Regions from separate parts of the Homo sapiens genome. Here regions 1, 3 and 4 are each linked to region 2. A link is a contact called in ENCODE Hi-C or POLR2A ChIA-PET data. All regions are on one chromosome and are shown on one strand. The core of a region is the stretch at or near the end of the contact, and the rest is flanking DNA. Distances in the headings are between cores, read along the strand shown.

What was found. A loop is a pair of places that touch in the nucleus more often than their neighbours do. ChIA-PET counts read pairs that join two places held with the same protein, here RNA polymerase II (POLR2A). Pooled maps may share reads with other maps.
Region 1: a loop to region 2 is called in a pooled map, with 9 times the contacts of the local background. The contact joins the enhancer-like site here to the promoter of APEX2 in region 2. A Hi-C loop is called at or near these places in 1 of 168 maps with a recorded cell type or tissue (CD4-positive, alpha-beta T cell) and 6 of 50 pooled maps.
Region 3: a loop to region 2 is called in a map with no recorded cell type, with 14 times the contacts of the local background. The contact joins the promoter of NBDY here to the promoter of APEX2 in region 2. A Hi-C loop is called at or near these places in 2 of 37 single-sample maps with no recorded cell type and 9 of 50 pooled maps. POLR2A ChIA-PET finds 5 or more read pairs at or near these places in 1 of 52 experiments (PC-9).
Region 4: a loop to region 2 is called in a pooled map, with 8 times the contacts of the local background. The contact joins the enhancer-like site here to the promoter of APEX2 in region 2. A Hi-C loop is called at or near these places in 3 of 50 pooled maps.

What each region holds. Positions count from the first base shown.
Region 1 is chrX:53,435,712-53,442,828 of GRCh38, reverse strand. No RefSeq gene overlaps it. Among named protein-coding and RNA genes, the nearest start is that of HSD17B10, 4.9 kb to the right of the region's middle. Within about 2 kb of position 1,853, at least 25 of the 41 ENCODE cell types and tissues checked have a DNase peak (open chromatin) inside an H3K27ac peak, as active enhancers do.
Region 2 is chrX:54,997,504-55,004,661 of GRCh38, reverse strand. It overlaps APEX2 (apurinic/apyrimidinic endodeoxyribonuclease 2), which reads right to left and starts at 4,299. Exons shown (of 6, transcript NM_014481.4): 1 at 4,083-4,299; 2 at 3,033-3,116; 3 at 2,231-2,411; 4 at 1,554-1,700; 5 at 794-863. The coding sequence starts at 4,239. It also overlaps a transcript of PFKFB1 not described here. RefSeq lists a silencer at 4,279-4,418.
Region 3 is chrX:56,725,522-56,732,560 of GRCh38, reverse strand. NBDY (negative regulator of P-body association) reads right to left here and starts at 3,318. Exons shown (of 3, transcript NM_001348129.2): 1 at 2,972-3,318; 2 at 362-498. The coding sequence starts at 3,207. The coding sequence ends at 3,001. RefSeq lists an enhancer at 3,198-3,277.
Region 4 is chrX:56,808,487-56,815,074 of GRCh38, reverse strand. All of the region lies in intron 2 of NBDY (negative regulator of P-body association), which reads right to left. Among named protein-coding and RNA genes, the nearest start is that of NBDY, 83 kb to the right of the region's middle. RefSeq lists an enhancer at 1,956-2,495. Within about 2 kb of position 1,619, at least 13 of the 41 ENCODE cell types and tissues checked have a DNase peak (open chromatin) inside an H3K27ac peak, as active enhancers do.

The DNA of each region.
Region 1 (7,117 bases), core at 604-3,103, 1.6 Mb after region 2:
CTGGGTGACAGAGTGAGACTCTGTCTCAAAAAAATAAAATAAAATAATAAATAAATAAATAAATAAGTAAATAAGAGTTAATATGCTCACAACAGATCCTGAGACATGGTATGTGAGTTAAACAGTACTACTGGGTATGAATGTTTCTCATTCATAAGAACCATTAGGTTTTAAGGTCCCTGAAGCCTCAACCTACCATCTGCAGAAGGAGCAGCCAGAGGCTCCCTTTCCTTTGCTTACAGGGGTCTGGGGTCAAGGTCATTAACCCAATCTCCCACTGTCTTAACTTCCTGAATGGTGGTCTGGAGTTATTCTTCTGGGTGCTTGCCAAGGCCCATCTGCGGGTCTTCCTCAGTCTCAGTGGCAGATGAGGAAGCAGTGGTTTCCCCAGGCCAGAGACATCTCCACAGCAGGTTCCTCAACTCCACCCTGCCCAATGGACCCTCCTTTTTGACTCAGAGGCCCCCAGAATGTGGGGTGGGCCTTTGGAGCTGACTGAAGGACTCCAAGGGGATAGGGTAGGGCGTGGTTACCGCCCAAATTTAGCCTTTAGTCAGGGAAGGGGGTGGTGGGGGAGTAGATGGTTTGGGGACGACTGGACCTCAGACTGGGTCCCTTGTAAGGATGTGAGGGCAGGCTCAAGAGGGGTTTCCTCCGAGTCAAACACATTCACTCCCCTCCGTCTTCTGGTTTTTAGTCCCTGCCAGGGGACCACACAGGTGAGTCCAGGTGAAAGGAGCAACCACAACTGCCGGCCACCTCTACTCCGCGCCAGACGAAACCGCCCCAAGGGCGCCGCACTTTACCGCCCTCTGTGACCTGTCGCTGTCACACACCGAGTGAGTGTGAGAAGACGAGACCTCGGGAGAAGGAGGGCGACAGCGGGCACCAAGATACACAGGTCCTTTATCCATACCTCCTAACAGCCACCCGCTATGGGCCGGGCCTCCGTCCTCCCAACTGCCAGCTCCACTGGAGACACTCCAACCGCACTGGGAGCGCCTTGTGAGCAGGACACGCATGCGCGGGTAGCACCTCCACCAGCCAGCCGGCTGACCCCGCCGGGGACCTGGCAGGGATGGGGAGCGCATGCGCAGATGGCGCGCACCGCTCCCAAAAGACAGGGTGTGGGTGGCGACTAGACTCTGGACCTGTGGATCTCGGTGCCCGCTGTCGCCCTCCTTCTGCCGGGTCTCGTCTTCTCATGCTCACTCGGTCAGGTCTATAGTACAGCCTCGTACTGGAGTCTTAGTGTAAGTCCTTCCGTTTAATCAGCAGTCCCTCTAATAAAGAAAATGAATGAGTGAATAGCAAACATGGTAAATCTAAGGTGACTTTGCTTAAAGCGGGTGAGGCCAGTACATCGCCACCCAACCCTTGGTTCCGGAGCAGGCGTCTTTTCTTCCTCACCTGGAAGTGGCAGAAAAAAAAGAACTTGTCTTCTGCCCGTGCCCGATCAGGGGCTCCCCACTGCACCCCACATCCCCGCCTTTGGGACAGTCTCACATGGCGAAAGTGGCCTAGGGTGGAGGGCACTGCACTAAGCACGACCCTGACTACTGACTGACCGCTTTTTATAGCCCAGGCACCTTGCAGACATGATTCGTTTCGGATAAGTCAAGTATTCATATTCCCACTTCACAGTGGAGGAAATTGAGGCTGACCCCAAAGCCGCCCCTTTAGTGGGTGCGCGATCAAGACTTATTACATAAACTGCCTTTAAGAGATGGCACCACCACCCCGCGGGCCCCCTACTTCTGGTTGTTGCCCAATCACACTGGCAGGGGTTTCACTGGCAGCTGCAGCCCCGCCCGGCTGACTCATCTTCCCCAAAGCCGTTTAATTCTGTTCCAAGTCTTTCCTAACTCGACCTTGGCGGGCGCGGAGCGGAAGGCATTATTGTCCTCCCGATTTGGGGCCGGGGGAGTTGGAAAACTAGTCTAACTCCCGGGCTGGAGAGCTAGGAAGCCCAAGAGGGCCAAGTCCTGGCTGTCTGCCTCTGACGACGAGCAAGGTGGAGGCCCTTGGTTAGCAGGATGGGTGGTGAGGAGTCCGGGAAGGAGAAGAAAGGCTCAGCGCGGCTTGCCTGAGCCTCCCTCCTCCCAGCTCCCGGCCCCTGCTGCCGGCGGCTGTCACTCCTCGCTGTGGTGCCAGCTGGCTCCCGCTTCCTCGCCTTTATTCCTACCTGCTTGCTCTCCTGCCTTCCTTCGGGCTTTTCACATCCTCTTCTTTTCCTCTCTTGCTCCCCTCCTGTTTGCCTTTCTCGACTTTCATATCGCCAGAAGATGGTCGTCTCCCTCCCGTTCCTCCCAACTCTGAATAAAAAACAGAAAACCCAACTGGTCCTATAATGGCTTCCCTAAGTCTACAGATGACTCCTGGCTTTCTAGCTCACCTGCTGGGGGGGATGTGTAAACCATGAGGTGATTTTTCCAAGACTGTGAAAGGAAGGTGGATATAAGCGGAACTGACACCGTATACTGATCACAACACTTACTGATTCCACCGGAAGATACAGGTTTATTGCTATGTCACACATATGCATTCATTCACTTAGCAAACACTGCCATCTGTTCTATGCCAGGCTCTCTGTGTTGCGTAGCAAGAATACAGAGATCAGAATAGATCCTCAGTCTCTCAGGTGGGTAAGTGTTGGTTCAGAGCTGTGGGACCCTCAGAAAGGGCATCGCACCATCCTGGGGGTTATCTGTGGGGTAGGGTTGCCACATTTAGCAAATAAAAATACAGGGTGCCCACAAGTCTGAATTTCAGATAAATAACAAATAGTTTTACAATATAAGCATGTCCCAAAGATTGCATGGGGTTACTTATATGAAAAAATTATTCGGCCGGGCACAGTGACTCACACCTAGTACTTTGGGAGGTCGAGGTGGGTGGATCATCTGAGGTCAGGAGTTCGAGACCAGCCTGACCAACATGATGAAACCTCGTCTCTACTAAAAATACAAAAATTAGCCGAGGGTGGTGGTGGGCGCCTGTAGTCCCAGCTACTAGGGAGGCTGAGGCAGGAGAATTGCTTGAATCCAGGAGGCAGAGGTTGCAGTGAGCTGAGATCGTGCCACTGCACTCCAGCCTGAGTGACGGAGCAAGATTCTGTCTCAAAAAAAAAAAATTCATCTTTATCTGAAATTCAAATTGAATTACTGAGCATCCTATACCTCATCTGGCAACACTACTGTGGGGGTATCAAGTAGTGTGTTGTTACTGGAAAGTGTCGTGTTATAGAGGCCGAAGTTAGCCAGCAGCCATCGGATTATGGAAAGCCTTAAAAGTGAGGAGGTGGGGGCCGGGCGCGGTGGCTCACGCCTGTAATCTCAGCACTTTGGGAGGCCGAGGTGGGCAGATCACCTGAGGTCATGAGTTCGAAACCAGCCTGGCCAACATGGTGAAACCCTGTCTCTACTAAAAATACAAAAATTAGCCGGGTGTGGTGGTGGGCGCCTGTAGTCCCAGCTACTCGGGAGGCTGAGGCATGAGAATGGCTTGAACCTGGGAGGTGGAGGCTGCAGTAAGCCGAGATTGTGCCACTGCACTCCAGCCTGGGCGACAGAGCAAGATTCCCTCCAAAAAAAAAAAAAAGTGAAGAGGGGGCACTGAAGGGGTTTGAAAGCAAGTGGGTAACAATAAAAATTGGGTTTTAGGAAGAGGCTTCTGCTGGTTTCTTGGATGATCCTTTTAAGAGCAACAATAGTGGAGTCTGACCAGTTGCAATTGTACAGGCAAGAGATTTTGGATGGTGATAATAGGAAAGTAGGTGGGAGGAGGTGCCAGATCCAAAAAGTATGTAGGAGTTAAATCAGCAGGACTTGGCAGTTGCTTAGATGGGGTGAAGAGGGCGTGAGTCCCAGGATCTGGCTTGGGTGTCTGGGAAGTTAGTACTGCAACCAATTGAGATACAGCAGTTTTAGGGGGCAATGATTGAGTTTAATTTAGGGCATCTGGTGTAGAGGGCCAGCAAATTATTTGCTATATGATTCTGAAGTTCAGTGGAGAAGATGAGCTCAAAGTAGAGACTGGGAAGTCCTCAGCAGAGAGGGAGTATTGAAACCAGGAGATGGATAAGCTCCCCAGAGAGGGGGCAGAAGAAAAAGAACCCAGGGAAGAGACAAAAGAACAATCAGGGGAGTACAAGAAACCAGGAGAGTCAGGCTTCCTGGAAGCCAAGTGGGAGTTTCTAGGAAGAGCAAGTGATGAATATGTCAAATGCAGCCAGAAAGGTCTGATTACACAAAGCCTGAAAAATTACAGTTGATTTAGGCAACGGTAAAGTCACCATAACCTGAGGCTGTCATCCTTCAGGTTCATTCAGACATCAGCCCCATTTATTCAAGTGGCAAACACTCAGCCAACATGCGTCCTCAGCATCCTCTCAAACGCTCGCCACAGTAATTTTCATGTCCCCTGCAGTCCTTCAGCGTTTAAACCAATCATTCAGATTGTGCCCCAGCTCACTCAGAAATGACAGGCTCTGTATAATCATCACTTGGGGTTCTTCTTTTCCCCTCACATAGATGATGATATAATTGGGATTCTTTATATTTGTCAATGTCACCTCAGAGCCAGCTGGAACCAGTGCAGCTCTGTCTTTGCAGAGGTAACTGCAGGTGCCCACAAGAGTTAAATGGGTTATCTTGTGGTTTTTATCTCCCAGGAGTGAAGACCACCCAGGAGTAAAGACCACCTTTATTCTTCTCTGTTTCCTGGCAGGGCTAATTTGACACAATGCTGCGTGTTGCTTGTTTTGGTGTCCTTGCTGGGCCCCTTTGCGCACCTCTGGCCCTCAGGTTCCCATGAGACATGCATCCAAACTGTTGAGTATGTGCGTGTAAAGGTTGACATCACTTTATTCCCTATTTTTTTGTGTGTGTGGAGACAGGGTCTTGCTATGTTGCCCAGGCTGGTCTCAAACTCCTGGGCTCAAGACATCCTGCTGCTTCAGCCTCCCAAAATGTTAGGATTACAGGCGTGAACCACTGCACTCAGCCCCTATTCCCTATTTTCTAATGGTTTTGAGACAGAGGTGCGTGCAATCAAGAGAGAGGATGCTCAGTAGCAGAAATCCCCAAGAAAGTGGGAGGGGCTGGGACACAAAACCCAGTGGAAGGGTGAGCCCTAAACAGGACATCTCTGAGACCCAAGGAAAGGATGGTGTGGGTGGGTAGAGACAATTTTGGAGGTGGCAAGAGAGAAGTATTCACTAATGGCTTCCGTTTGCTCTAAAAACAGTTCTTTTAATTGTGCAGCCCTCAGAACCAGAAGAAGTTCAGAGAGCTCCCTCTAAACACAGTTCTTAACCCACAATCCAAAAGACCCCTGAGGAGTCAGTGAATAGAATTCAAAGAGCCCATGGACTTGGATAGAGGGGAAATTGCATCATTATTTTCACTATTACTAACAGAAATATAGCATATCCTTCCAGGGGATGTGGGTAACAAACTGCAGTAATATTAGCACCTGTGACTTTGACACTAAGAGAGATCAGATTTTCATTATTACGGTTGTTGCATATCTCTCAAAATAACATCACTATTTCAAAAATCATGGTTGTCACTAGACCTGTTGATAGAGCTTGCTATTTAATGTGTTAATAAAGAAGCACATATATTACTACATTACAGGTGCGTTTCCTTTTATTTTGAAAATTGTACCCCAATATAATTGGTTTCTTTTGTAATCCTACTTATAGGACGCATGCATTATTCTGGGAAGGGGTTCCTAAGACTTCACCAGACTCCCATAGGTGTCCGTAGCATAGAAAAGGATGAGAAACACTGCTCTGAAGAGTAACCATAGCTAACACTTATATAGCTCTTGCTAAAGGCCAAGCACTGTTCCAAGTCCTTTTTAAATACATAGTTGTTAACTCATTTATTCCTAACAACCCTACGAATAGTCATTTGTTTATACTCATTTTACAGAAGAGGAAACTGAGGCACATCAGTTAAGTAACTTGTCCAGGGTCATTCGGCTAGTAAATAATAGAGCTGAGGCTGGGCGCGATGGCTCATGCCTGTAATCCCAACACTTTGGGAGGCTGAGGCAGGGCGGATCACCTGAGGTCAGGAGTTCAACACCAGACTGGCCAACATGGTAAAATCCCATCTCTACTAAAAATACAAAAATTAGCCAGGCGTGGTGGCCCATGCCTGTAATTTCAGCTACTCTGGAAGCTGAGGCAGGAGAATTGCTTGCACCCAGGAAGCGGAGGTTGCAGTGAGCCAAGATGCGCCACTGCACTCCAGCCTGGGCAGCGGGAGACTCCATCTCAAAAAAAAAAAAAAAAGCGGTAGAGGGGAAGAGATCCAAGACAACTCGAGAACATGGTCAGAGAGAGAAAAGATGGTGTGTAGATGCTGGGGAGGGCAGGAGGTTATTCCAGGGAATGACAAGTGCAATAAGGTGGCCTGGACAGGTGGTTAAAGTAGAGAGGAGGTGAAGGTTCCCGGAGTTGGGCAGGTGAAAGAATCATGAAACTGTGCCTGGAAATTCTTCCAAGATTAATTCATTAATTCATTTATTTCACACATTTGTTTTAAGTGTCTTGTACACGCCAAGCAGTGTTCTCGGCATTAGGTGAACCAGCTGGACAAGCCCCTGGTGCCATGGGGCTTACCTTCCAGCAGGGGGAGAACTACACAAACAAGGCCAGGTTAGCGGAGCATGCAGGCTCACAAGCCTGTAGGCACAATCCTGCAATGCCAAAACTTCTGAAAAGCATAAGGTTGTTTTTTCATACTTTGGAGCCCAAACTCAATAGATGACAAAACCTGACCTGAAGTAGTGTGAGGCTATTTATAGTCTTTATTCACACTTGGTGTGAATTTTCATACCTTTCACTTCAGAAATATTAATATTTCATTACGATGCTCCAGGCTTTTCTCAATAGTTATATAATATAGACTATACAAAAAGTTATGTTTGACTAGTTTTTTTAAAGAGTTATGTAATATAAATTACATGTCTTCCTTTCTCAAATTGAAAAAAACTCTGAATTCCACAGCACATCTGGCCCTAAGGTTGGAAAATGGATTACGGACATGCAAGTGCTATGAAGATAATTCAAATATGCAATGGGATAGTGTCTAGGTGGCTACAG
Region 2 (7,158 bases), core at 3,050-5,549:
GAGACAACCTGTCTAGAGAGGACAAAATGTGTAGGGACACTGAAGGTGGAAATAAGAGACAGGTCACAGACCAAGGAGAGCCTTGAATGCTAGGTCTCCATGTTTTCTCTGCATCACAGAGGTAACAGGGAGGTACTGAAAGTTCATAAACAAGAAATACAGTGTATTAAGGAAATGACCAAGGCAATGTGGAATTCACAGTCCTTGAAATCTGACCCCCAACAACTCTCCAGCCCCACCTTCTGCCACTCACCTCCCTTCCTGTGTCACTAAGAAGAAAGGGACTTGTGGTTCCCCATGCACACAATGCAAATTCTCACCTTGAAACCTTTGCCCATGCTAGAATGCTTTCTACTTCAAAGCTCTGTTCTACTCATCTGTTAAGATTCAGCCATTTTCAGCTGCCTGTCCTGATGTCCGAGCTCACCTAGGAATCCCATCTCTGAGCTCCTGTAGCTTTCTGGGATGCCATCTGTGCCTCTGCCCTGAGAATACCATCCTATAATTGGCTAGCCATGTGTCTGTAGCCCACCACCATGCTGGAGAGCTCCTAGGAGCCAAGGGCTGGATCTGACTCCTGAGTCCTCAGTATGTGGCTCAGGGCCAGGCCATGGGCAGAGTCAGTATTGTCTATTGAATGAATGACCAATCCTCAGTACTATAAGAATAGTATTGCAAGCCAAGCTCCGCTTTCCCATAAAGGAAGCTGTCCCTGGGCCAAAAACTCAGGGTTGGTTGGCTGGACAAACAGAATCAGTCAGGAGTGGGGCCAGGCACCTAGAGGGAGCCTTACCAGGTTGACTGCATCCCAGTGGTCAATGGGGCGGTGGGCTGTATTCAGGTCACCCAGAATGATCACATGGCTGAAAAACACAATGTGGGATTGTTAGAAAGGGGTGCAGCAGTCCTGGCCCATATACTTTTTCCTGGGCCCAAGAGCTCAGACAGGCCCTCTCCCATATTGAGGCTTCCTAGCCAACAGCAACTCATAACAGCCTACCTCTCCAATCTTACCACAAACTTGCTGCCTTTCATATCTGACCAACCCAATTCTGATCTCCAAAGGTGACAGTGTTCCATGTTTGACATGACTGCCTCACTAATCAGGAGCCAATGGGCATTTTTCTTGTCCTTCAAAGCTGAGCTCAGATACCACCTCCCCTTGATTGCTCTAACCCACCCTCACTTTCCTGTCCTCCGCTGGAACAAGACTTTCCTTTGCTCCCACGCACTTTACCATTCTCATCTCATTTTACCCTTAAAACTATTGTGTAGGGTAGAGATTCATATATTCATTTGACAAAAGAGAAAACAGAGGCAAGACTAGCCCTAGGGCTCACAATGAGTAAGAGCAGGAGCCTGAATAGGTGCTCAGAGTACAAAACCCATGTTTGTTTTGAGCAGAGCCTATTCAGGTGGGCATATTGGTGTTTGCAACTATGCTGTGAAAGAACTCAGAGACAAAGGGTCCATATCCCTTTCAATGGAGCTTGACACAGGGCTGGGCACCCAGGACCAACTCAAGGAAGCCTTACTGCCCAGGCTTGCAGTACCTGCCTGCCGCCAGGAGGGCTTCTGCTCGGATTTGCAGCAAACGATAGAAGCGCATCTTAAAGACTAGCCGCTCAGGCCTCCCAGGGTCCGCATGGGGGCAGTACACGTTGATTAGGGTCAAGGTCTTCTCCTTACCTTCCCATGTGCTGGAGAAAAGAGAAACCCCCAAAAGGGGTCAGTTTCAAACCTCCCCTTCTGTCCCTTCCCCATACCACATGGCTTCCATTTTGTGACTGTCTGGGATGGAAAAGAAAGGGGTTAAAGAGACACAAATGATCTGGCATGCACAGGACTTGGGGACTGACTACTGATAAGGCAGGGAGAGGGATATCTAAGGATTACCACCAGGTAATGGTGCTGCTATTCACACAGAACACCCAGAAAGACAGCAACCTGGGGCACTGAGTTCAGCACTAAGTTGCTTTTGAGATGTCTATGGTAATAAGAGCTGGATCACTAGGCCAGCCCCACATTGTAGAGATGGAAACTCAAGCTTCAGAGGGGGGAAAAATTTGCCAGGGTCACACACTGAGTAGCCCAGCCAGGACTAAACCAGGAAAGGCAAATTTGGGAACTTCTCCACGGTGCATGTATGTTTACATGGCAAGCCTTAGAATCTTCACACTCAAAGAGTAGCACCAGCAGTGCTCAGTAGCAGGGAGATATGAGCTATTACCGGATCTTATGCTGTGTGAGGAGGGCCCTGCCCTCACTATCCAGAGCCCGGAGTTCCTCTTGGGTAAACTCATCCATGTTTCCATAGCAACCAACATCCCCATTCTGGGTGGCAAACAGGCCACTCAGGCCTTCTTCAGCAGCCACTGGGGTAGCATTGTCCTTACAGAAGGTGGCTACACCTGGGAACAGACAGGGCACTCTGAGCAGACCTGGCAGTCAATAGCCTGTTGCACAGCCTGTCCCACTCCAATTGTCCCCACACAAGTCATCTAAGTCATCTTCATAAAGTGTGGTTCTTGGGCAACCTTATTCAAACCCTGGAGTCTCAGTTCCTACATCTAAAAAAGCCACAGAATGTTCTAAGTGTTTTACATTGATACATGGTGAGTGCTCAAGACGTATTAGCAATTATTATTATCACATGGATTAATTCATTTAATCCTTGTAACAGCCCCGGAAGGTAAACATTATCCTCATTTTCTAGCTGAGGAACCTGAGGCACCAAGAGGTAATGTAACTTGCCAGAGGGTGCACAGCTAGGAAATGAGCCATGATTCAAACCCAGGCTGTCTGGCTCCACAGTTCACACAATTAAGCACCACACTACTACTGTACTTCTGAGGTCCAGTAGGATAATTCTATCCATAAAAATTATATTTCATGTAATTTACTATTATGCAGCTTTAGCTCTGTAAACTAAATGTCTAAGATTTCTTATTACCCTCTCATCAAATATTGGAAACCCTTTTCCCCTATCTGCCTCCCTCACTAATTTAAAGTCCACAGAAAGCCCCATTTACCAGAATAGCCGCTACGGTTGCGGCTGAAGCTGAAATAGGAGTTATAACCCTCAACGATAGCCAGGGGCTCTGTCAGTGCATCCCCTGGAAAAAAAAAATGTAAGATTAAGTCAGAGGTAAAACTAGCATCCGAGAAACACAAAGGCCTGGAATTACAGTTGTAGGCTAATTCCTTGCACACATCAGAGCCAGAGTTGGGGGTGACGGGAATGAAATATCCATGATTAGAGGAGGACCTAGAAAGATGGGAAATGTCAGAGAGGAAATTGATATCAGAATTAGAAGGCTTGGTGGGGGGCGGTTAGAGACTATGAAGTGGAGGTGGAGAATTAGGTGGGAAGGGGAAAGAATCAGAGCTAAGCCTGGGGGTCTGAACGATAGGAGGAAGCTGGGGATGGGGATGGACATACGAGAGGATGGTGGGAATCTGAGCTAAGGGTGAGAGGTAAGAGAGAGGGAATTAGGGGATCTGAACTGGGGGTGGAGGGAAAAGGAATTAGGGGATTCTGAGGGGAGATAAGAGGGTGAAGAAATAAGAGGACATCTAAGCTTGGGGTGGGAAATGAGGTGGGAATTAGGGACTTTCCGCTGGGAGGAGAGATGGGAATAGATAAGGGGTACTGGGGTTCTGAGGTGGAAATGTGAAAAAGAGGAAATTAGACTGAGCTGGGGTCAAAGATGGGGTGGGAATTAGAGGATCTGAGCTTGGGGCAGGGATGAAGAATTCGGGGGTTTGACTTGGCGGCGGGGAGATGGACAGCGTATGGAAGGAGGAAATTCAGGGGACTGAGTTTGGGGCCGGAGAATGAGTGGGAATCTGACTAGATATGGGGTTTCGAGAAGGAGCTAAAGTTTGCTGAAGACAGGAGATGGAGTGCAATTAGGGGATCTAGCTAGGGTGGGAAATGGAAGTTTAAGAGGGAAGGGACCTGGGTCTAAGGACAGGACTCTAAGAATAGGAAACTGGGAAAGTAAAATTACATGGGACAGGGGACAAAAGTTAGCGGGAAAGAAAAAGTATGTAGGGATCCTGGAATCCAGAGCGCTCACTGGTCACTTTGGTTTCCTGGAGACAGACGATATCCGCATCCAGCTCGTCCAAAATGCGCCCCACGGCCACGGCGGCACAGTTGCTGGGTTCCTGATTTGCCACCCCTTGCAGGGGTCTCCGAATCCCATTGATGTTCCAGCTCACCACGCGCAACATCTTAAAGGGCTGGAACACCTCCCAGCCCGCGCCAACCTAGGCGCGAGCGAACTGCTTCCTGTTCAGAAGTTGGCCAGGCCCGCCTCCCGCGCGCGTTTGCGCAGGCGTTCTCGTGCGTACCACTAAAGCGCCTGACGCACGTCGGGCGGGGGCTTCAACTTCCTCAGCTCTCATTGGCGGGAGGAGGAACTGGGTGGACGCTGAAGGAAGCAAAGCGGAAGCCTAGGGGCAATGAATGGCGAGAGGAGTTTCCAGTTGGGCTCCCGCTCCTTCCGCTCGGACAGCTGAGTCTCAATGCGTTTTTCCTCTACTCAGAAGTCCAAGTGGTGCGTCCGGTTACTTACAAACGGCATTTTGCCACTTTTTAAGCGACGGAACCCTGAGCGGAACTGCTCAGCTGCCAAAGCCCCGCCCTCAGTGCGGCGGACCGCCCACCTAAGTTCACAGATGGCTGCAGCGCTTGCGCCCCAGGAATAGCTGGCGCTAAGTGCTCGCGTTGGACTGGGCAAAGGGAAGTTCATGGTTGGAGGAGGGAGCAGTAAGAGTCGCTCCACTGAGATAAGACTTAGGAGGAGGGCCTTTGGCTTTATTGGGGCAGAGGGGAGGAGGAGGAGGCTGTCTCAAGCCTGCCCTGTAGCTTTTGTCTTGGCTCTTAACATTCTGAAGGATGTAGCCGGACACATCCTTACTCTTGGTTCTGTTTCTCAGATAAGTGAAATCGAAGCCCAGGAAATGTAAGCTCGTGAGCAGCATTGTCTCCGGATGCATCCATGGCTCTTCTGTATATGTTATCTCATTTCATTCTCAAGACAACCCAGTTCGGGACATGGAGGCTAAGTTAGAGACGTCGAATGAATTCATTTCATTCTCACAGTTCACTCTCTCTTACACTGAAGTAGTAGAGCCAGGATTCACACCCTGTCTTAATTAGCTCAATAATTACTTTTCTGAGTGTTTTTACTGACCACACACCTCCCCAGTTAAGTCTTTTCCTCTGGGGCCCCACGGCACCCTATGGTCCATTCTGTCACAGTACTTATAATACACAGCTATCATTGACTTCTATTTCTGCTGCCATTAGAATGCCAGCAACTTGAGAGCAATGACCATGTCTGGTTCATCTTGTTAGCCCCATCCCCTAATACTGGACACAGCATATGTTGGGAAGCAATAGATATTTGTCAGGTGAATGAATGAACAAAGGATAATAGCAAGAGCATCGACAGGTTCATGGCTTGTTTTTGAGAGCACAAAAATTAGAAGTAATGGATATGCCCAATGTCCAGGGAAAAGCATAACGATGCATCTTTAGGTTCCTCACCCAGAATTGCAGCATAATTATTTGTTCCCCAGAATTTAAGTCTTAGAGCCATCATCCTCAATGGTTACAGCAAAGACGCAGTAAACTGCTTTTCCTCCTGGAGGACTTAAAAGGTTACCAGTTGTTGCTATCAGAAAATAGCTCTGTGATTAAAATAAAAATTTGCATGTCCTGAGCTTCTTCATGCTTTGGGAGTTATTGACTCAGGATTGACTCCCATGAGTGCGATAACTAGGACAAAGGAAATGAACATTTTTATTGCTCTTGCTTCATATTGCCAGATTGCTTTCCAGTAAGGGATTATGCCCATTTACACTGAAGATCGATCTGAAACTCAGCACCAGCGAAATCCAGAACTTGCCTGTCTCCATGGCTGGTTTTAATTTCCCCATTCTGCAGTGGCTTGTTAATATTAGTTCTGACCTTTGGGGCAAGGTGAACACATGGTTGGACTGAAGAGAAAAGGCTTCTGGTGGCTCAGGAACGTCTTTGGCAACTACAACAGCTGATATTTCAACAGAGCACATACATCCCCCACTTAACAAGGGTACGTCCTCAGCCTTCTCAGGGAACCAACGAACACCTCCAGGCTTCCTCTTTGATGCCACCCACTGGACCTGCCTTGGGGGTCTGTAAATGCAAGAGAACCGAGTGTTGGATAATTAGCGATGGAAGAAAAAACCTCTAGAATAAAAGGTAGGTGAGAAAGAAGGGAAAGTAGGCAGGAGTTGCACAAATCCACATCCATTCTTCAGGCCCTCTGGAAAGTTTTCTTTGCATAGATGGTTGGTTGTCGTGTGCATTAAAGGGCATGGGAAAGTGGGGGAAAAGATTATATCTATATGTAACCTATTTATCTGTCTGTATATTTTTAAAAGTCCATTCTGGCCTTTATGGGACACTGGCCCCCAGGGCAATTCACTAGCACCTGTGAAAGTCTCTCTAACTTGGTCAAGTCTGGTTTTGAATGAACTGAGTGATTGAGATTATAGCTCTTACCTCCCCACTGATGTGTAAAGTAGGGTTGATTTGCTGTGGCGCTTTGAACAAGCTCTCTTGCTTCTCTGGGCATCAGTAGCTTCCTCAGTAAAATGGAAATCAAAGTCTCTAGCCAACGTTCCTCAGAGGGCTGTCACGATCAAGAAGAGTGGAAAGGCAGAAACCAAAGCTCTTTGGAGACATTTCAGGACTTCCTCGCTCTAAGAGTAGTCATCTTGCTTTTTCTATAGGCTCCACAAGCAATCCCACCCAAAACCCTCCAGCTGCTGTGCGACTATAGTCTGTGGAGAGCCACTTCCATGACTAGGATTCAGTGAGGTTTGGGGCCCAGGCATGAGGCCGAAAATAGTGGAGAGATGGTGGGCCAGGACAGTGGGTGAGAAGGAAGGGGATCCTAGGCTGCTGTCACAGAAGGCCTGACACTCATATACATGCACCTAGCTTGTAAGTGTGTGGTCGATCTCCCCTCACACCTTCACTCTCCACAAATGCATTCATACCCAAACAGTCTGAGAGCTACCAATAGGGAGACCCCATTCGTGACTTTATTATCCATCAGCACTGTCATATGCTGCTTTACATGGTATTCTCCCCCGATA
Region 3 (7,039 bases), core at 2,069-4,568, 1.7 Mb before region 2:
ATAATCCAAGAAAATCTATACATTATTAGAATAAACAGAATTTAAGAAGGCTCCAGCATATAAAATAAATATACAAAAATATCAATCATGTTCCCATTTACTAGAAACAATTAGAAAATGTAGTTAAAAAGATGATATATTTCACAGTAATAATAGAAACTATAAGTACAAGTGAATCTAACAAAACATTTCTTCAGATTACACTATTATTATGAATATGTTTTCATATAATGTAGAATATAGTTTCAATTTTATCATTTGCTGCTATCTTTTTGAGTTTTGTTTGGCTACTTTTTAATGTGTCAAAACCAACTCTTTTTTTTCTCTTCCTCCTCTTAATAATTTTTGGTAAAGAGATTACCTTAAAAAGCACAACTTCCAGGTTCAGGACACCAGAAAAAGCAGGGTAGCATTGTAAATAATCTTCATTGTTTTCACCAGGTGAACTATTATATGAATGCACCAGGGAAATGGAGTCATACTGCAATCACTCAAAGACTGAAAAATAGTAAAAAATATTGTGGCATCATTTTTTCTGTTTTTGTCCATCTCTTTGTCCCTTGGTCTCCTCAAATCATTATCCTTCCCATACCTCTATTTCAATGATTTATTCCTATAAAACAGTTGTATACATAGTATTAGAAGGGATGTATTATATAGAAGTTTAGAGCATAAACTCTGGAATCAGGTGTTCTGGGTTCAAAGCTCAGCTCAGCTACTTCTTGCTGTGTAACTTGTGGCAAGTCATACAACTTCCCTTGGTCTATACAAACTTCTCTAGTAGAGTTGTGATTAAATAAATTATAACATGCAAAGCCCTTTAGAAAATTGGCACATAAATCTTCAGTAAATATTGGCTATTATTACAATTATCAGTGATTTGAATCACTTGGAGGGGAAATTATGTAGCTACTGCACTTATTGTTTTGTTCTTTTGTTTTCTTTTCTTTTTCCTTTTTATTTTTTAAAATTATTTATTTATTTATTTTTTACACCGAGTCCCGGTCTGTCGCCCAGGCTGGAGTGCAGTGGCATGATCTCGGCTCACTGCAATCTCTGCCTCCTGGATTCAAGCGATTCTCCTAATTCAGCGTCCCGAGTAGCTGGGATTATAGGCACACAACACCATGACCGGCTATTTTTTTTTTTTTTTTTTTTACTTTTAGTAGAGATGGGGTTTCGCCATATTGGCCAGGCTGGTCTCGAACTCCTGACCTTAGGTGATCTGCCCACCTCAGCGGCACAAAGTGCTGGGATTACAGGCGTGAGCCACTGCGCCCGGCTGCTCTTTTGTTTTCTATCTGAGCAATTTTCTCCCTACTCCCTGCAACCTTCCACTCCACTACCCCTTTGAATAGAGGTAAACATGTGAGAAGTAAAACTGTATGGAATGACAGGGAGATGCTTTCAAGTAAAATAGATTTCTATTTTTTTTTTTCTATGCATTACCACCAAACCCAATGTCTAAAACTTTTTTGGTCGCCAAAGTTGTCCCATCATTCATTGATTTATTTATTGAAATATCTGTTTCACTCCTATTATGTACTAGGCACTATGCCTTGGCCATCCATCCCCTACAGCTCTCAGAATAATTCCTACCCATTGCAAGGGCTTCATAAAGGTTTACTGCACGAATGAAGAAAAGATGCTTCTCTCCTTTGAATTAAAAGGATCTATAAAACTTGGGTCAGATTCAGTTTTATAATTTGCATTCTATAAAGTTCATCTAAATATCAGAGATTCCTTTTCTGATAGTAAGAATAGGAATCTTAAAATACAAATAGTAGCACTTGATGGATATTGGAATGAAGTATATGCTCAGCATAACATTTAAGGCCCTGAAGCACTTTATCTTCACCTCCTAGTCCTTCTTGTAGATTCAAAATTATAGCCAAGCTGTTTCCAGAAGAATTCTGCCTTTTCTCTGGAAACCCTCGGCCTGAAAAGCATTCCCTGCCCCTCCACATGGCAGATGTCACTCAACCTTTAAGGCCCACCCAAAGTTCCTCCTTCCTTTTTTTTTTTTTTTTTTTTTTTTTTTTTTTTTGAGACGTAGTTTTTTGCTATTGTCGCCCAGGCTGGAGAGCAATGGCGCGATCTCGGCTCACTGCAACCTCTGCCTTCCAGGTTCAAATGATTGTCCTGCCTTAGCCTCCCGAGTTGCTGAGATTACAGGCGTCCACCATCACGCCTGGCTAATTTTTGTAACTTTAGTAGAGACGGGGTTTCACCGTGTTGGCCACGCTGGTCTCGAACTCCTGACCTGATCTGCTCACCTCGGCATCCCAAAGTGCTAGGATAATAGGCGTGAGCCACCGCGTCCGCCCCCCTACTCCTCCTTTTTGATGGCTCATGATTACTACCAGGCAGTGACTTGGTCCATCCTCCACCCTTCCTGAATACCTTGAACAAGCAAACATTATGGCACTTGGATTTGACTATCACATTGTAGCTTTAAAAAAAAAAATTCAACTCTCCTGCCTTACACAGAGAAAGACATACACTTCTGAAGGCTGGCCTTCAACAGATGCTTTTTATTGGCCTTGAACCAGCCTTTTTTTTTTTAACAAAAAAATTTTCCAATGCACGCAAAAGTAGAGAGAATAATATAATAAATCCCTACATATACATCACCCAGCTTTAAATTATCAACTCATGAGCATTTTTATTACACTTTCCCTCCACCTTGGCACCAATGACTTACTTTCAAGCAAATCAAAAGATTCAAGTCTATTTCTTAGAAAATATAACTACAATTATTTCATCTAAAATATTACAAATAATTATTTAATGTCGTTAAATATCCATCATTTCATTCAAGCATATTTTGTGAAAGAGCTGCTTAATCCCTGCATGTTATTTTTTCTATTTTGAAATCATGGAAAGAACAGGGAAAAGGGGAAGGAAATTTGTGAGAATGCATAAATAAGTTTCAAAGAGCCTAGATGTCCTAGATGAGAAAGAATCTGACCTGGTTTAGGGTGGGAGAAATTTATTTCTCTACTTCTCCGGAGGAGGAGGGTGCGACTTCAGGCCGGCTGATGCAGGAGGAGGTGCGGAGGGTAGAGTGGTACTACCTCCGTTGGGAGTTCCTTCCGGATAATCCCAACGCGGAGCGAGGAGGCAGCGCTTTTTTGGAGGCTTGGCTTCCCGTGCGTTTCCAGGTGGGAGAGTGGATCTCCCGGAGGCACAAGGTTGGTCTCCCATAAGGATTACAGAAACGGGTCGTCAGTTTTCTCCGGTGGGCCCTGGCAAAGCCAAGAGACCTGAGATGGCGGCGAGTCCCCTCCAGGCACAGAGCTGGCTTCCTCCTGTTTCGCTCTTACCGTATTTCCTGTATCCTGAGACGTACATCCCTTCTCCGCCTCCACCCCTCCTCCCTACCCCATTCTATTTTAATGTTTCTATTAGGATGGGTGTTAAAAACCGATGTCGTTATTTAATATAGTGTTTTTCCATCGCGCCCCACCCCCACTAAATGTAAATAAATTTATTGAGAATTTAATATAATTTATGCAATTTTAAGATGAGAAGAAATTCAAGTTTACCTTTAAGTGGTAAACTCTGAATGGCTTATATGTGTGGGAGGGACGCGGGGGTGGGCGGTAACCAAATAAATTATTGAAGAGCTTTACAAGCCAGCTGCAGATGCACATCACAGAGCTGTGAAACTAGCTACAAACATTTAAAAAGCAATATGCAAACATGTAAGTTGACTAGAGTGCAGAATAGCACACTAGCACAAACCATGGAAATTGAATGTGGAAAATGAATTCACCGTATGTCATAGAATCTAAGATCATTTTTTCTTTATTTTTTAAGCAAATTTGTAATTTTTGAAGGCTTATTATGTTTTTCCCCAAATTTGAATATCTAGGAAATCTCTGCGACCTAACAATTGATGGTACACTATACTTTAGTTGGCAGCTTTTTTTTTTCTTTCTTGTAGGTATGGAAAATAATGACCCATCTTACTAGTGATGATATGTTATATTCTATGATTTATGGTAACCAGAAGAAAGTACCACGTGTCTCAGAAGAAAAGGCTTCTGGAACTTCTTAGACCTTCATTATTAAAATAGCCTACACATCCATCTCCCTTTAGCTATGGACAAACTAGATCACACTTCTTCAGCTTTGTTCTCAGTGCTTTTTGTTTGTTTTTTGTTTTTTTAAATGGAGAGAGCTTAGTCCTTAATGCCAGAGTAGAAGTGCCTGTTAAACTCTGCTGTTTACAAGCTCTGAGCTCTTTGAGTAATTATTTAAATTCTTGGAACTTTGGTTTCTAGGCCATAATTTTTTCCTTGCAAAGGTGTTTCCATAACCAGGGATAATACATGTAAAGCATTTACTACTATAACTATCTCTTATCTCCACCCTTCTACCTTCCTCCAAGTAACCAGCACAGCCCTTTACACAAATTAGGTACTCAGTAAATATTTGGGAAATAAATGACCCCGTGGTTTTGTGCCAAATGCTACTAATAAAGACAGAAAAGTCAGATGTAGCTGTAGCTTAATGAAAAGATGTGAGGGAGGCATTGAGAGAGGCAATATTTTAGAGCTAGAAGAGTAGTTGGAACTAGACATACTGATGTGGGAGACAGCAACATAGAGGTGATAGTTAAAGACAAGGGAATGGATTATATCCCCAAGAGAAAATCTAAAGGAAAAATAATTGAGCTAAAAACAGAATATTGAGTAATTAGAGACAGATAGAAGAAAAGAAGTCTGCTGCAAAGGCTGAGAAAGAGTGGTCAAAGTCAGCGAAGAAGATTCTAACCCAGAGTTTCTCAATCTTGGTGCTATTGACATTTGAGGCCAAATCAATCTTTGTAGTGGTTGCCAGAGTTTACCGTTTAGCAATGTCCTAAGCTAAGCCTCTACCAACTATATGCCAGTACTACTCCCTACTCCTCAAGTTGTGATAACCAAAAAGATTTCCAAACATTGCCAGATGTCCCCTCGGGTACACAATTGTCCCCAGTTGAGAACCATTGGTCTATCCTTAATCCACCAAATTTGCTCCTTTCCTAGTTTTTTTTTTCTTTCATCTCAGTGAAATGTTATGCCTTCCACTCAGATATACAAGTCAAACTTTGGAGTCTTTATTTTTAGAAACTGAAGAATATTTTATTATTTATTCAAGTAAATGAAGTAACAATTTCACAGTCTTTTTACATAGGTCTCTAAATCTTCACGACTAAAGACATTAAGAGTTGCAGTTAAGTCGTTCTATAGCTATAGTTTTAGCAAATTAAGAGAAATATGTGCCTCGTTAGTAAAGTAACAGGAATTAAAAATTTTATCAACTCCAGCTAGGTTTAATTTACGGTAAACATTTGACTTGAGGTGAAAACAGTCCCAACTTAGAGTTGCTTCTATCAACATTGACTATTTATACCACAATTAGATTTATTTATTTATTTGTTTATATGCTTTGTGGTAAAGCATACATAACATAAACTTTACCATCTTAACATTTTTTAAGTGTACAGTTCAATAAGGTAAAGTATATTCTCATTGTTGTACAACCAATCTCGAGAACTTTTCCATACCTATCAAACAACTCTCCATTTTACCCTCCTTCCAGCTGCTGGAAACCACCATTATACTTGCAACTGGAATTTTGTTTGTTTTCATTATATTAAAACGGAGATCTAAAGCCTTTATTATTCCAGGTTTCAAAACAGGTTTTTTTTCCATCATCTTTTTTTTTTCAACATCAGTGAACCAGCTGAATGTGAATCATGAAGCCAGAAGAGGGCACTGTTAGGTTGGAGGAACATAGAGGCCAATTTGAGAAGTGCTACAGATCCAACTCTCATAATTTACAATGATCAAAAGATGACAATAGAAAATAAAACTAAACCCACCTCTGAGTGATAGTAAATGGTTTTCATTTAGTTTTTTAAATTGAGAAGTTGGGTGATTAATTTGATTTCTTTTGAAAATTAGCTTTTCTTTTTAAAATTTTCTTAATTTTTAAATTTTTTTATTTCTATAGGTTTTTTGGGGAACAGGTGGTATTTAGCTACATGAGTAAGTGCTTTAGTGGTGATTCGTGAGATTTTGGTGCACCCATCACTCGAGCAGTATACACTGAACCCAGTTTGTAGTCTTTTATCCCTCATGCCCCTCCCACCCGTTCCCTGAGTCCTCAAAGTCTATTTTATCATTCTGATGCCTTTGCGTCCTCATATCTTAGATCCCACTTATGAGTGAAAACATACGATGCTTTGTTTTCCATTCCTGAGTTATTTCACTTAGAATAATACTGTCCAGTTCCGTCCAGGTTGCTGCAAATGCCATTAATTCGTTTGTTTTTAAGGCTGAGTAGTATTCAATCATATATATATATATACACACACACACACACACACACATACATATATATATAACAATATTGTTATATATATATAACAATACATATATTGTTATATATATATAACAATACATATATTGTTATATATATAACATATATTGTTATACATATATTGTTATACATATATATAACAATTTTGTTATACATATATATAACAATATTGTTATAGTGTATATATTTATACATATATGTGTATATGTTTATACATATATATGTATATATTTATACATATATATGTATATATGTATAAATATATATATGCATATGTGTCTATATACCCATATATGTGTATATGTATATATACACATATATGTACACACATATATGTACATATATGTGTATATATACATATATGTGTATATGTGTATATACATATATGTGTATATGTGTATATATGTATATATGTTATATATATGTGTATATATGTGTATATGTGTATATATGTGTATATATGTTATATATGTATATATACATATATTGTTATATGTATATATAACAATATAACAATATTGTTATATGTATATATAACAATATAACAATATTGTTATATGTATATATAACAATATAACAATATTGTTATATGTATATATAACAATATAACAATATTGTTATATGTATATATAACAATATAACAATATTGTTATATGTATATATA
Region 4 (6,588 bases), core at 370-2,869, 1.8 Mb before region 2:
AATCATGAATTTATATTAAAATGAGTTGATTTATCACTACTTTAAGAATAAATTTCTCAGTGTAGTAAAAATTGTGTATAAGATATGACAGAAATGTAAAAAGCATTATAGAATGAAGTAAAGGTTAAATATATATTCCAAAAATATATTCTCTATTAGCTATTAATGACACATAAAATATGACATTTCTTACTATCACATTTGATCAAATTAAAAAAAAAAAGAAATACCCCAAAATATGATCAAGAGTCTAAGGTGAACAGCGGAAGAGAAGATGTGGTTCACCAGGTATGGTGGCTCAGGTCTGTAATCCCAGCACTTTGGGAGGCCGAGGTGAGCAGATCACGAGGTCAAGAGATGGAGGCCATCCGGGCCAACATGGTGAAACACCATCTCTACTAAAAGTACCAAAAAATCAGCTGGGCATGGTGGCATGCACCTGTAGTCCTAGCTGCTCAGGAGCCTGAGGCAGAAGAATCGGTTGAACCTGGGAGGTGGAGGTTGCAATGAGTCAAGGTCACACCACTGCACACCAGCCTAGACAACAGAGCGAGACTCCCTCTCAGAAAAAAAAAAAAAAATGTGGTTCATAACTTGGGTCACTTAAACAATAAGCAAAAGAAAATTAAAACATATGATGCAAAAGAGAAATGATCTTCTTAAAATAATGACTTAATAATCCCTAATTGATATATAATCAACTTTAATAAAACTGTTTCTTAAATGCCCTGATAAGCCACGAAAAAAAAAAGTTACAGAGTAAAATAAATGGAGAAAAAATATTTCATATAACATTCAATAAAGCCATTCAATAACCACTCAAAAACAACTCAATAAAAAAAGACTCAAAAACCATGAAATTAAAAGAAGATAAGATATCACTATGAATCCACCACTGGGAAGAAGAAAAATTCACCACCTAAAATGACTACCTTCGGTCCAGAAAAATTGATAGAAAGAAAATGCAAAAATCAATTACAATCTGAAAGTACTAAATAAAAAAGTAAAAGAACAAATTGAAAAACACAAAAGAAAAAAACTGAAACTGATACCAATTATGTTAAAAATAATGTAAAGCAGTGAAAATAAAAAATGAAAAACAAAAAAAAAGACAAAAGAATCAGACTGAGAAGAAGCAATGACAATGAACGGGAGTGGCAAAGAGACACCAGTGACATCCCCGTGAAAAAACACACAACCAAGAAGCTTTGTGATGATGGGATCCTTTCCGAGTGTAAGTTTTTAAGCAGTTTGACCAAGAAAGCTCCAGTTTCACACCAACTGCTGGGGCCTATCTGATAACAGACTTCCTGCATTCATTCTCAAAGGAACGCCCAAGTTACCCAATCAATGGCATGATGACCCAGGCCTGGAGACAAAAAAGCATGCCCATCGCAAGTGGTGATTCAGAGCCTGTATGGGAGAGTTTGTGGGCAGTGTTATGCCTGTGGGGGTGCATGTGCGTACATGTCTGTGTGGGGGAACACTTGGGCCCACACCCTTGTGCCCGTGTCAAGTTTCTTGTGTGTTTCTCTGCTTGTGTGTTTGTGATTATGTTTTGGGGTGTGGAGTCCCTTCTGAGTGCGTGTGTGGGTGTGTCTGTGGTCTGTGGGCATCTGCCTGTGTGAGTGAGAGTGGGAAAATGGGCACGTGGCAGAGACAGCCTGCCTGTACACACTGAAATGTGGATCGCTGTTGTGTTCACATGGCTGGGCTGGAAAGAAAGGCAACAGGACACAACTTGCCAAGGCTCCCACTGGCTCAGGATTGGACATTTACAGAGTCCACAAAAAGAATGGGGACAAACAGCGAGCCAAGAGGTACTGGGAAATCCATGAATTCACGATGACATTTCACTTAAAAGTAACTCCTGGGTGGTGTTTTATATATATACTTTAAGTTCTAGGGTACATGTGCACAATGTGCAGGTTTGTTACATATGTATACATGTGCCATGTTGGTGTTCTGCACCCATTAACTCATCATTCACATTAGGTATATCTCTAATGCTATCCCTCCCCCTCCCCTCACAGCAAGACAGGCCCCGGTGTGTGATGTTCCCCACCCTGTGTCCAAGTGTTCTCATTGTTCACCAGAGAAACTGAACTGGTGACTTTCATCTCTGCTTCTTTAAAAATGAAAGTGAAGCCTCCTTCCAGGCCTGGTGCTGCAAGGGGACACACCCATCACCAATGAGCAGAAGAAGCAGTCTCGATAGAACATTTGTCCCGCAGAGAGCTGAAAGTGAAAGGAAAAAGGAAGAAGAAGAAGAAAGAAAGAGGAGAAAAAGAACAACAACAAGTGGCAGCTTCGTGTCACCAAAGCTGTCCTGAAAGATCTAGTTCAGGGGTGTATCACTGCGTGGTGACATACACAACAAGTGACAAAGAGATATGAGTGACGTCCGGGTGAAAGGACACACCACTGAAAAGCTTCTCATTGATGGGGTCCTTTCTGAGTGGGATCAAGGGCTCTGATCCACAAGTAGCCTTGCAGGAGCAAAAGAGAACAAAGGTACAGGCAAAATCTTGCCCTCTGAATATCATCAGCACACTTCAAGGGGCCATCAAGTCCCTAGTACATAAGGCCAAGGGAGGGAAGGACTCTGGAAATGGGAGGAGAGATGAAAAATGGGGAGAAACCGGACACCAAGAAAAAGAGGTAATCAGCCACCTATGGCAATAGGGAGGGCAGAAAGAGGAGGGGGATTCTGATTATGCACTTCAGGGGTCAGCCAGGATCCATCTAATTTTCTTAGGAAAAGTAAGCATGTTCTCCCTAATGATGTGCCTGTGCCCACCCGACCCTCCCCAAACCACAAGTGGACTAAAAGTAAAGACAGTGAAGATAAAAAAAAGTGGGAAGCTGGCAAGATGGTGGAATAGGAGCAGTTCCAGTCTGCAGCTCCCAGCGAGATCGATGCAGAAGATGGGTGATTTCTGCATTTCAAACTGAGGTACCAGGTTCATCTCACTGGGACTGGTTGGATAGTGGGTGCAGCCCAAGGAGGGTCAGCCAAAGCAGGGTAGGGGTGTCACCTCACCAAGAAAGTGCAAGGTGTCAGGGAACTCCCTCTCCTAGCCAAGGGAAGCCATTAGGGACTATACCATGCACTCCAGCACAGACACTGCACTTTTCCCATGGTCTTCACAACCCGCAGACCAGGAGATTCACTCCAGTGCCCATGCCACCAGGGCCCTGGGTTTCTAGCACAAAACTGGGTGGCCGTTTGGGCAGACACCAAGCTAGCCACAAAAGTTGTTTTTTTTTCATGCCTCAGTGGCACTCAGAAGTCCAGCCAGACAAAACCATTCACTCCCTTGGAAAGGAGGCTGAAGCCAGGGGGCCAACCGGTCTGGCTCGGCGGGTCCCAACCCCATGGAGCCCAGCAAGCTAAGATCTACTGGCTTGAAATTCTTGCTGCTAGCACACCACTCTGAGCTTGACCTGGGACCCTGGAGCTTGGTGGGGGGAGTGGCATATGCCATTGCTGAGGCTTAAGTAGGCAGTTTTACCCTTACAGTGTAAACAAAGCTGCTGGAAAGTTCGAACTGGGTGGAGCCCACCGCAGCTCAGCAAGGCCACTGTGGCCAACCTGCCTCTCCAGATCCCCTCCTCTCTGCACAGGGCATCTCTGAAAAAAAGGCAGCAGTTCCAGTCAGGGACTTATAGATAAAACCCCCACCTCCTTGTGACAGAGCACCTGGGGGAAGGAACAGTTGGGGGTGCAGCTTCAGCAGATTTAAACGTCCCTGCCTGGTACCTCTGAATAGAGCAGCAGATCTCCCACCACAGCGTTTGAGCTCTGATAAGGGACAGACTGCCTCCTCAAGTGAATCCCTGACACTCATGTATCCTGACTGGGAGACACCTCCCAGTAGGAACTGACAGATACCTCATACAGAAGAGCTCTGGCTGGCATCTGGCAGGTGTCTCTCTGGGACAAAGGTTCCAGAGGAAAGAACAGGCAGCAATCTTTGCTGGTCTGCAGCCTCCGCTAGTGATACCCAGGCAAACAGGGTCTGGAGTGGACCTCCAGCAAAACTCCAGCAGACCTGCAGCAGAGGAGCCAGACTGTTAGAAGAAAAACTAACAAACAGAAAGGAATAGTATCAACATCAACAGAAAGAACATCCAATCAGAGACCTCAGCTGATGGTCACCAACTTCAAAGACCAAAGGTAGATAAATCCATGAAGATGGGGAGAAACCAGCACAAAAAGGTTGAAAATTCCAAAAACCGAACACTTTTTCTCCTCCAAAGGATCATAACTCCTCACCAGCAAAGGAACAAAACTGGACAGAGAATGAGTTGGAAAAATTAACAGAAGTAGCCTTGAAAAGGTGAGTAATAACAAACTCCTCCAAGCTAAAGGAACATGTTCTAACCCAATGCAAGGAAGCTAAGAACCTTGAAAAAAGGTTAGATGAATTGCTAACTAGAATAACCAGTTTAGAGAGGAAGATAAATGACCTGATGGAGCTGAAAAACACAGCACAAGAACTTCGTGAAGCATACACAGGTATCAATAGCTGAATGGATCAAGCAGAAGAAAGGATATCAGAGATTGAAGATCAACTCAATAAAATAAAGCAAGAAGACAAGATTAGAGAAAAAAGAGTAACAAGAAATGAGCAAAACCTCCAAGAAATATGGGACTATGTGGAAAGACCAAAACTACATTTGATTGGTGTACGTGAAAGTGACAGGGAGAATGGAACCAAGTTGGAAAAGACTCTTCATGATATTATCCAGGAGAACTTCCCCAATCTAGCAAGGCAGGCCAACATTGAAATTCAGGAAATACAGAAAACACCACAAACATACTCCTCGAGAAGAGCAACCCCAAGACACATAATTGTCAGATTCACCAAGGTTGAAATGAAGGAAAAAATATTAAGGGCAGACAGAGAGAAAGGTTGGGTTACAAGGGAAGCCAATCAGACTAACAGCAGGTCTCTCGGGAGAAACCCTACAAGCCAGAAAAGAGTGGGGGCCAATATTCAACATTCTTAAAGAAAAGAATCTTCAACCCAGAATTTCATATTCAGCCAAACTAAGTTTCATAGGCAAAGGAGAAATAAAATCCTTTACAGACAAGCAAATGCTGAGAGGTTTTGTCACCACCAGGCCTGCCTTACAAGAGCTCCTGAAGGAAGCACTAAACATGGAAGGATCAACCAGTACCAGCCACTGCAAAAACATACTAAATTGTAAAGACTGTCAACATGATGAAGAAACTGCATCAACTAACAGGCAAAAAAACCAGCTAGCATCATAACGACAGGATTAAATGCACACATAACAATATTAACCTTAAATGTAAATGGGCTAAATGCCCCAATTAAAAGCACAGACTGGCAAATTGGATAAAGAGTTAGGACCCATTGGTGTGCTGTATTCAGGAGACCCATCCCACATGCAAAGACACACACAGGCTCAACAAAAGAGATGGAGGAATACTTACCAAGCAAATGGAAAGCCAAAAAAAGCAGGGGTTGCAATCCTAGTCTCTGATAAAACAGAGTTTACATGAACAAAGATCAAAAGAGACAAAGAAGGACATTACATAATGGTAAATAAATCAATGCAACAAGAAGAGCTAACTATCCTCAATATATATGCACTCAATACAGGAGCACACAGATTCATAAAGCAAGTTCTTAGAGACCTACAAAGAGACTTACATTCCCACACAAAAACAGTGGGAGACTTTAACACCCCACTGTCAATATTAGATAGATCAACGAGAAAGAAAATTAACAAGGATATCCAGGACTTGAACTCAGCTCTGGACCAAGTGAACCTAATAGACATCTACAGAACTCTCCACCCCAAATCAACAAAATATACATTCTTCTCAGCAGCACATTGCACTTATTCTAAAACTGACCAAATAATTGGAAGTAAAACACTCCTCAGCAAATGCAAAAGAACGGAAATTATAACAGTCTCTAAGACCACAGTGCAATCAAATTACAACTCAGGATTAAGAATCTCACTCAAAACCGCACAGCTACATGAAAACTGAACAGCCTGCATCTGAATGACTACTGCGTAAATAACGAAATAAAGGCAGAAATAAATATGTTCCTTGAATGAATGAGAACAAAGACACAACGTACCAGAATCTCAGGGATGCGTTTAAAGCAGTGTGGAGAGGGAAACTTATAGCACTAAATGCCCACAAGAGAAAGCAGGAGAGATCTAAAATCAACAACCTAATATCACATTTAAAAGAAATAGAGAAGCAGAAGCAAACAAATTCAAAATCTAGCAGAAGGCAAGAAATAACTAGGATCAAATCAGAACTGAAGAATACAGAGACAAGAAAAACCCATCAAAAAAATCAATGAATCCAGGAGCTCGTTTTTTGAAAAGATCAACAAAATAGATAGACCTCTAGCCAGCCTAATAAAGAAGAAAAGAGAGAAGAATCAAATAGATGTGATAAAAAATGATAAAGGGGATATCACCACTGATCCCACAGAAATACAAACTACCATCAGAGAATACTATAAATACTTCTATGCAAATAAACTAGAAAATCTTGAAGAAATGGATAAGTTCCTGGACATGTACCTTCTC